Regions from separate parts of the Homo sapiens genome. Here region 2 is linked to region 1. The links are chromatin contacts, found by Hi-C or POLR2A ChIA-PET in ENCODE. All regions are on one chromosome and are shown on one strand. The core of a region is the stretch at or near the end of the contact, and the rest is flanking DNA. Distances in the headings are between cores, read along the strand shown. Region 1 has its middle 18 kb from the start of FSTL1. Region 2 overlaps FSTL1 (follistatin like 1).

Region 1 (3,866 bases), core at 440-2,939:
TCCTATTTCTTTTCAAAATATAAAATACAGATTTTGCTGAGGCCATTTACCATATTCCTAAGGAGGGAACTATTCAAAATCTTGTTTAAACAATGCTCTTCTGTTTCCAAATACTGTATATTGCATGACTATATTTAGTTTTGTTATTCACAGGTAAATTACTACATTTTAAGCAACTCACAGCTTGTCAGCTTCCAGGAACAAGGCTTTCTAAACAACGTGGTGTGTGGAAAAGCACTCTCCATGGAGAGGCAGGAGTGCAGTTAGCAATGAGAAACTTGGCCAGGATTTGCTTGGCAAAGAGGTGTTTCTAATAGAGCCCACGCCTGGGTTGTGCCAAAGGGAAGAGAGAAATGAGTTACAGAGCAAAGGCAGGCAGGGAGGAAGCCCTGATGATAGCACTTAAATTAGAATGAGAGGTTGCAGAGCTGGGAGTGGAGGTATGGATTTCCAGAGATCAGTACAGCCCTTGTCAGTCAAGGCTCAAAGTAAATTATGAGCAAACAAACTTTATTTTCTTTTTAATCTAAATAGAGTAAGAATAAGAGAGTGAGCAGGGCAAGAGGAGGAGCAACGTGTTCTACCTTCTCCTGGAAAATAAAAAAGGAGAAAGAGAAGAATTTGGAATTAAAAAAAAGTACTATCTAATCTTTGAAATAAGAATTACCATATCCATTTTATAAAGGATTAAAATGGAGGCTTTGAGAGATTAAGCTACTTGCCCAAGTACACCAACCTAGAAGTGGTTAATTTAAGCACAGTTTTCTCTAATTTCTGTTCATTACGGGCTGAAGGTGGATGTTACGGATTGAATTATGCCCATTCACTCCCCAATATTTATATGTTAAAGTCCTAAACCCCAGTACCTCAAACTGTAATCTTATTTAGACATAGGGTCTTTCCAGAGGTGATCTAGTTGAAGTGAGGTTTTTTGGGTGAGCACTAATCTAATATGACTGGTGTCCTTATGAAAAGGGGAAATTTGGAGACAGGTAGAAATGGAACATGGAGACACAGGAAGAAGATTGCCATTTATAAGCCAAGGATGGAGGCCTGAAACAGATTCCTCCCTCACAGCCCTCAGAAGGAACCAACCCTGCTTATACTGTGATTTTTGTCACAGGGTGGACCTCACAATTGGAGTTCGGCCTGGGAGCCACATGGGTTCTTGGCTTTGTGCAGGAAGGAATTCAAGTGTGAGCCAACAGAGTAAAGTGAAAGCAAGATTATTCAAAGTAAAGGAATAAAAGGATGGGCACTCCATAGGCAAAGCAGTGGCATGGGCTGTTTGACTGAGTACACTTATGGTTATCTCTTGATTATATGCTAAACGAGGGATGGATTATTCATGAGTTTTCCAGGAAAGGGGTGGGGAGTTCCTGGAGCTGAGGGTTCCTTCCCTTTTTAGGCCATATAAGGTAATTTCCAGACATTACCATGGCGTTTGTAAACTGTCATGGCGCTGGTGAGTGTCTTTTAGCATGATAATGCATTATAATTATAATATAATGAGCAGTGAGGACAACCAGAAGTCATTTTTGTCACCATCTTGGTTTTGGTGGGCTTTGGCTGGCTTCTTTACCACATTCTGTTTTATTAGCGGTGTCTTTGTGACTTATCTTGTGAAACCAGTTCTACTGACCTTCTATCTCATCCTGTAAGAATGTGTAACATCTTGGGAATGCAGCCCAGCAGGTCTCACCCTCTTTTCACTCAACCCTTATTCAAGATGGAATCACCCTGGTTCCAATGTCTCTTGATAATTTCAAGCTTCTAGCTGCTACACAATAAATTTCTACTGTTTAAGTAACCCAGTACTTGGTCCGGCAGCCCTAGAAAACTAAGTGACGCTAATAATAAGGGTTTAATCAAGAAAACAGGCCAGGCACAGTGGCTCATGCTTCTAATCCCAGCACTTTGGGAGGCTGAGACGGGGGGATTGCTTGAGCCCAGGAGTTCAGGACCAGCCTGGGCAACATGGCAAAACCCTGTTTCTACAAAACATACAAAGATTAATTGGGCATGATGGTGCAACCTGTAGTCCCAGCTACATGGGAGGCAGAAGTGAAAGGACTGCTTGAGTCCAGAAGGCAGAGGTTGCAGAGAGCCGAGATCATGCCACTTCACTCCAACCTGGGCAACAAGAGCAAGACCCTGTCTCAAAACAAAAGCCAAACCAGTTAATTTTTTTTCAGAAAGAATTTAACTTAAGAAACTGGTTAAACAGGTATTGGAAGACTATCCAGGTAAAGTGTGAATACATGTAATTGCAAGAAGCAGCCACCATTCCCAGGGCTAGGGGAACTAAGGGAAGAGGCAGCATGATCTGGATCTAGAAGCTTAGAAGGGAGGCCCTGCTGAGCTGAAGCCAGGCTGGGGGCTCTTTGTCACTGCTGGTGCCTCTGAACTCAGAGGAGGGACCCACGTAGCTGAAACTCAGATCTCTGAGGAGGGGGGACAGCTGGCTCGTGCTGGTGTCTCCAAAGTAACACTATGAGGTCGGCTCACAAGTATGGGAAAAATGGAAACCAGAACCAGTTTTTATCACCAAGGTGCAGAACTTTCCTAGGCAACACCGGCAACAACAAAATGCAAAGGAGTCCCAAGAAGCTCCTGCTGCCTTCCAGGCATCTTCCTTATTATAAAGGTGCAGATGGTCTTCCTTCAAAAGGTCCCTGCTGGACATCTCTCCTCCATGCCATTACCAATCACCCTAGAATGTGAGAAAGCTAATTTCTACCATCTGGTATACCACCACTTTTTAAAATTTCCTAAAATCCCTTTGTCATGACACTGCTCCCCACTTCAAAAACCTTTATTAACTCACGGCTCTCTCTCTATCCCCATTTTCTCTCCACCTTGACCGTCATCCCTAACTGGCAATGATTTCACTGATCCCCATTTAATACTCTTTTTTATTCTTCATGTTGACAGCTCCACACTCTCTCCATAAGCCCTTTCTTCAGTTGTCTGCCTCAATCTCAGCAGTTGAGATCATTTTTCCCAAAGAAAATATGCTGTCAGACAGCAACTCCTTAACTTCTCTCCCCTCTTCCTCTAAACTTAACTATCATGGCCCTAACTTCCCTCCTTCTTGCCTGTCCCAGAGGCAGAGCTTTCAGCCCTCCTGTACCGGGGTAACCTTCCCCTACGTGGGCCTCAAACCTGATCCCTCATACCTCTTCCCAGGCCTTGCTCTCTTGTCTTTATTTTGAATCTCACCCTTCCAAGAGCTACTTCCTCCCCACCTATAAATACACCCACATCTTCTCCTACCCTAAAAAAGGCTTCAAAAGACCCAGCTCCCTTTTCAAATTCTCATCCACACATAGCTTTGCTCCCCCACTTTCCAGTCACTCCTCCACTCATGCAGTCTGCCATCTATCACTGTCACTCAAACACCTTCCATCAAGATCAGCAATGATCGAATAGCCAATTTCACCGACCTCTTAGTAGATTCTAGGATGACTTTTCTTGGTGTAAGAGTAATACGCATTCATTATTAATCATGAACATTTTGGAAAATACAGAAAAAAAAATAGTAAAAAAGAAAGTCATTGAGAGGAGCTCCACTCCCATGGGGCATCTATGAGAGAACTGGAGTTCTTGGAATGAAAAACTAAAAAAGGAGAATAGAAATTGAAAACAGTTCAGAGGACACAAAATGTTGACACTGTAATCTCAACTATTGATAATCTTTGAGGAATAGTTCCGGATAATCAAGCATTCTGAATACCTAATACTCATCCCTGTAACCACCAAGATATTTGCCTCTTATCATATAAAGCTAAAAATCTATTTAAAAGATAACATACTCTCCTGTCTTCTGTGACAGAGGATACCAATCACAATTTAACCTTTTATTG
Region 2 (3,892 bases), core at 770-3,269, 34 kb after region 1:
CTTTTCTAGTAAGGGTACAGTACAGGTTAGAATTGAATTAAATTTTGCTGTGCCCCAGGGTAGACTATATGTGTGTGTGTGTGTGTGCATGGATATGTGTCTGTGTACATACAGAATACACAAGGAGACATGCACACACACACACAAATAGACACTGACTTAAATTTCACCACTAGGAGAACATGGCCATCTCCCTATAGCTCTAATAGTGAGACTTTTCTCACAAAAATTCCTGTGGAATTTGTTTTGTTTTAATTTAGTTTAGTGTTTGACTTATGTTATACTGCCCTGATTTCTTTCTAAGCCTAGGCACATAAACCAGTGCTTATTTTTATGGTGTGAAGTTTGCCTGTTAATGAATTTAATAAGTGCATGTCATTCATTCACTCATTCCCTACCATATTCCAAAAATAAGACATAGGTTTTCCCTCCCTAATCCCACAGCCAACATATCCTATTAGCTTCTGTAAGGGTTGGGCTAATTACATGTATTTTTAGCTATTGAGAGGGCCCAAGTTTGTAGTTTGTGGCATAACATTTGTGACAGAGAAAAAGAAAATGGACGGGACCTCAAAGATGGTCCGAGAAATTTCTGATCCCCTTCACACATATACCTGGCTCACCTAAACTGTAGTGTGAAATTGATACAGTGGAATTTCTATCAGAGAGGCTAAACACTATTGAAACAGAAATACAGATGCTCACCCTGAGCAAAGACTCAGACATACTGAGTTCCCTTTACTGTCAGGGTCCCTACCAGGAGGGCCCAGCATGGCTTCTTGGTGGCCCAGCCGAGCTCACAAAACTTGCTTTGGGATGGAGGCAGATGTATGCTTGCCAGTCATTCACAAATACTCGGAGCACGCAGCTTCGCTTCTCCCAGGGCACCACCATCCCTGGTTTTGCACTATGTGCTATAATTATGGTGCTACAGGGACAGGCTGAGTCCTATATCAGAAGCAGGAAATTCACCTGGCTTCTCCCTAGAGTCCCAGCAGTCTTTCAGGAATGTGTCTGTTTGTGCTTTGTTCCCCTTCCTCTAGTTTTCCCTCCTTGACATTTTCTATTTTCTTTCCTTTCTTATCCTATGTGGCCTTGGTCTTGCTGACAGCCACATGCAGAGATGCAGATTTTCTGGTTTAGCTATTTATTTTAAGGAGAAAGACATTCACTTTATGCATTAATTGGTGTCTGCCTCCTGTTCCACAGAAGGGTAATTTTCTGTGTGGCACCAAGGGCTTGATAGTGATCAAAGAAAACCCCAGTTCCCAGTAGGAACACACTTCAGGTGTGAGTCCATTTTGGGTTTCTCAATCTCCTTTCTTGGGAGATGAAACTAGAAGGGAGAATGGGACTGGGAAATGTTTTGAGTAGAGGCCAGACATTCAAGTCTTGGCTAAATGTTGGGTATAATAATTTCAGTACTCACTGCAGACTTATTTCTTAATAAAACTCCCCAAGCTACTTGTGGACCATGTTGTTTTAAAGGATAGTTACAAAGTTAACCGCTTCCTCTTACAGATACAATTGGAGAAGAGTCTTTGTGTTTTTTCATTTTCTACAAAGGAACATATATAAGCTAGATAATAAGAAACCATGTTGGGGTTGTTTTTGTTTATTACGTGTCCTATTTTAGATACTTTTTTTTTTTTACAAAAATAAACTGTGATAGGGATATGAAATCCTGTAAAAACAACCAGCGCTTGAGGATGACTACCCCACTATGTTGGTCATTTTACAGCTTAGGTAATTGCGTTTTTCCTCCAAATTCCCCATACACATTTGATCAAATAGAAGTCTCTTCATTTCCTGTTTAAGTTGCTCCATGGAATTGCTGTGTGGATTAGAGAGCAAGCTGGGTTCCTCCCCAGTGGCTGTGTTTCCGTTGGTTGATTGGGTTATTTTCCAGGTAATGCTATAATTATTTTGCCCAGTGTAAATGGCATTGTCGTGTAGTGACTGAAATTACTCATGTTACAGTGGCCTGGAATGTAAAGACTTCCTCATTCTCCAGTGATTTGTTGTTTGACTCTGACTCCAGGAAAAAGTCTTTTCTCTGCCTAGGCTGAAGTGTGTGCATGTATTTGGGGCTCAGATAGATAGCTGAGGCTCTAGACTGCCAGTCTGTGGGCTCAGATGTGACAGTAGCCATATTCAGAAAGTCATGACAGTCTCTGAGAAAGAGACAAAAGTTAGGAATTGTAAGCCTAAGAGTGTTCAAAGCATGTAATGAACTGTCCCCAAATGGTTCTTGTCCTAGAAGTGGGTAGAACAAATAAGGAGGAGGAAAATAGTGATGAGGAAGACTGGAAGAAGGGAGGTGGTGATGCACGTGGGAAACTCTGTTAATTTTAGTGGGTTAAGCAAATGCAGATGAGGCAATTGAGTGAAGAATTTCTGTTAAGTGCTTCATGAGAAAATACTGTGAGTGAACACTGCAGATGTATATGATCAGAAAAGATATATCACTGTTTTTTGTTTGTTTGTTTTTGTTTTGAGACAGAGTCTCGCTCTGTCGCCCAGACTGGAGTGTAGTGGCAGGATCTCGGCTCACTGCAACCTCTGCCTCCTGGATTAAAGCAATTCTCGTGCCTCAGCCTCCCAAGTAGCTGGGATTACAGGTGCCTGCAACCACGCCCGGCTAATTTTTGTATTTTTGGTAGAGATGGGGTTTCACCATGTTGGCCAGGCTGGTCTTGAACTCCTGACCTCATGTGAGCTCCCTGACTCAACCTCCCAATGTGCTGGGATTATAGGCATGAGCCACCGTGCCTGGCTGTTTTTTGTAAGTAAATGTATGCTCTGTAAGCACAACTCACAAATGATAATTAAAGCTGTAAATTAAAATGGCACCTGTACATAGTGTGTGGCAAGGGAGATGATGTCTACAAAGGTGCCTCCCACAAGGTAAGTACTCAATAAATAGTAGTTGCTATTGTTCTCCTTGTTGTTATGGCTTGAATTCCAAGGAACGGTAATAACACCATAGGGAGAGACATGAAGAGCCTAGACCCAAAGTGTGTAGTGAGTGAAGTCCATATATGTGCTGGGTTAAATGGTTTTTTAGTTAGAGGATGTTCCAGAGTTTTACAAAGTTCGTGTGCGTTTATGACTCTAGAAGGAAGTATAATAAGTAATGTTTCCCAAACATTTTACCACAGAACACCATTTCAAAAAAGGCCATAAATATTTCAAGGCTAGTGTTCCATGGACAGACTTCCCATGAACAGGATCTATTTATATGTGACCCCAGGTCTTAGTGGCCTTGCTGAACTCACCTCATAAACTAAGTTTCCTCAGGAAGGCAAGGGACTTGTCTGGACCCAGAGCCTGTCTCAGAGAAGATCCTCTTGGTAGTGACTCTAGAATGGACCATCAGCATGGCCATGTGCACACCTACCCAGAACTGGCTGGGCTTTTGGATATCAACTTATGTACCCAGGAATTTTCTCTTTTATTTTTCACTTTCTCTGTTCATACCCAGTCTATCAGCAAGTCCTGCCTTCTGTACTGTCAGAATGTATCACCTCTCCATTGACTGTCCTCTGTCCCCACCGCCACCACCCTAGCCAAGCTGCCATCATTGTGCCTGGACTATTGCAATAGCACCTAGCTGCTCTCCGCTTTCTCTCTCCTGCGACCTGGCTCTTTCTGTACAGGACAGCCTGAGTAATCTTTGTAAAACACATATCTGATCATGCCACTCCCTGAGCAAAACCCCCCAGTGACATCCATTGCATTAAGAATAAAATACAGACTTATCAGTACCTTTAAAACCCTACATGCTCTACCCCTTGCCAGCTTTTCCCAGCTTACCTCTTGCTGCTCTGGCTTTTGGACCCAGTGCTATGGCTACACTGGCCTTTTCTCTGTTCCAGGAATGTAACAAATT

What was found. Hi-C counts contacts between places; a loop is a spot of excess contacts on that map. ChIA-PET counts read pairs that join two places held with the same protein, here RNA polymerase II (POLR2A). Pooled maps may share reads with other maps.
Region 2: a map of PC-9 shows a loop between it and region 1 (7-fold over the local background). The contact joins two enhancer-like sites. A Hi-C loop is called at or near these places in 10 of 168 maps with a recorded cell type or tissue (PC-9, aorta, ascending aorta and 6 more) and 8 of 50 pooled maps. POLR2A ChIA-PET finds 5 or more read pairs at or near these places in 7 of 52 experiments (AG04449, AG04450, BJ and 4 more).

The regions. Positions count from the first base shown.
Region 1 is chr3:120,467,499-120,471,364 of GRCh38, reverse strand. No RefSeq gene overlaps it. Among named protein-coding and RNA genes, the nearest start is that of FSTL1, 18 kb to the right of the region's middle. RefSeq lists an enhancer at 636-1,557. Within about 2 kb of position 1,689, at least 6 of the 41 ENCODE cell types and tissues checked have a DNase peak (open chromatin) inside an H3K27ac peak, as active enhancers do; they include PC-9 and heart right ventricle, where a contact is called at or near this core.
Region 2 is chr3:120,433,823-120,437,714 of GRCh38, reverse strand. All of the region lies in intron 2 of FSTL1 (follistatin like 1), which reads left to right. It overlaps LOC124900546 (a long non-coding RNA gene), which reads left to right. Exons shown (of 2, transcript XR_007096030.1): 1 at 1-3,892. Among named protein-coding and RNA genes, the nearest start is that of FSTL1, 15 kb to the left of the region's middle. Within about 2 kb of position 2,019, at least 8 of the 41 ENCODE cell types and tissues checked have a DNase peak (open chromatin) inside an H3K27ac peak, as active enhancers do; they include PC-9 and heart right ventricle, where a contact is called at or near this core.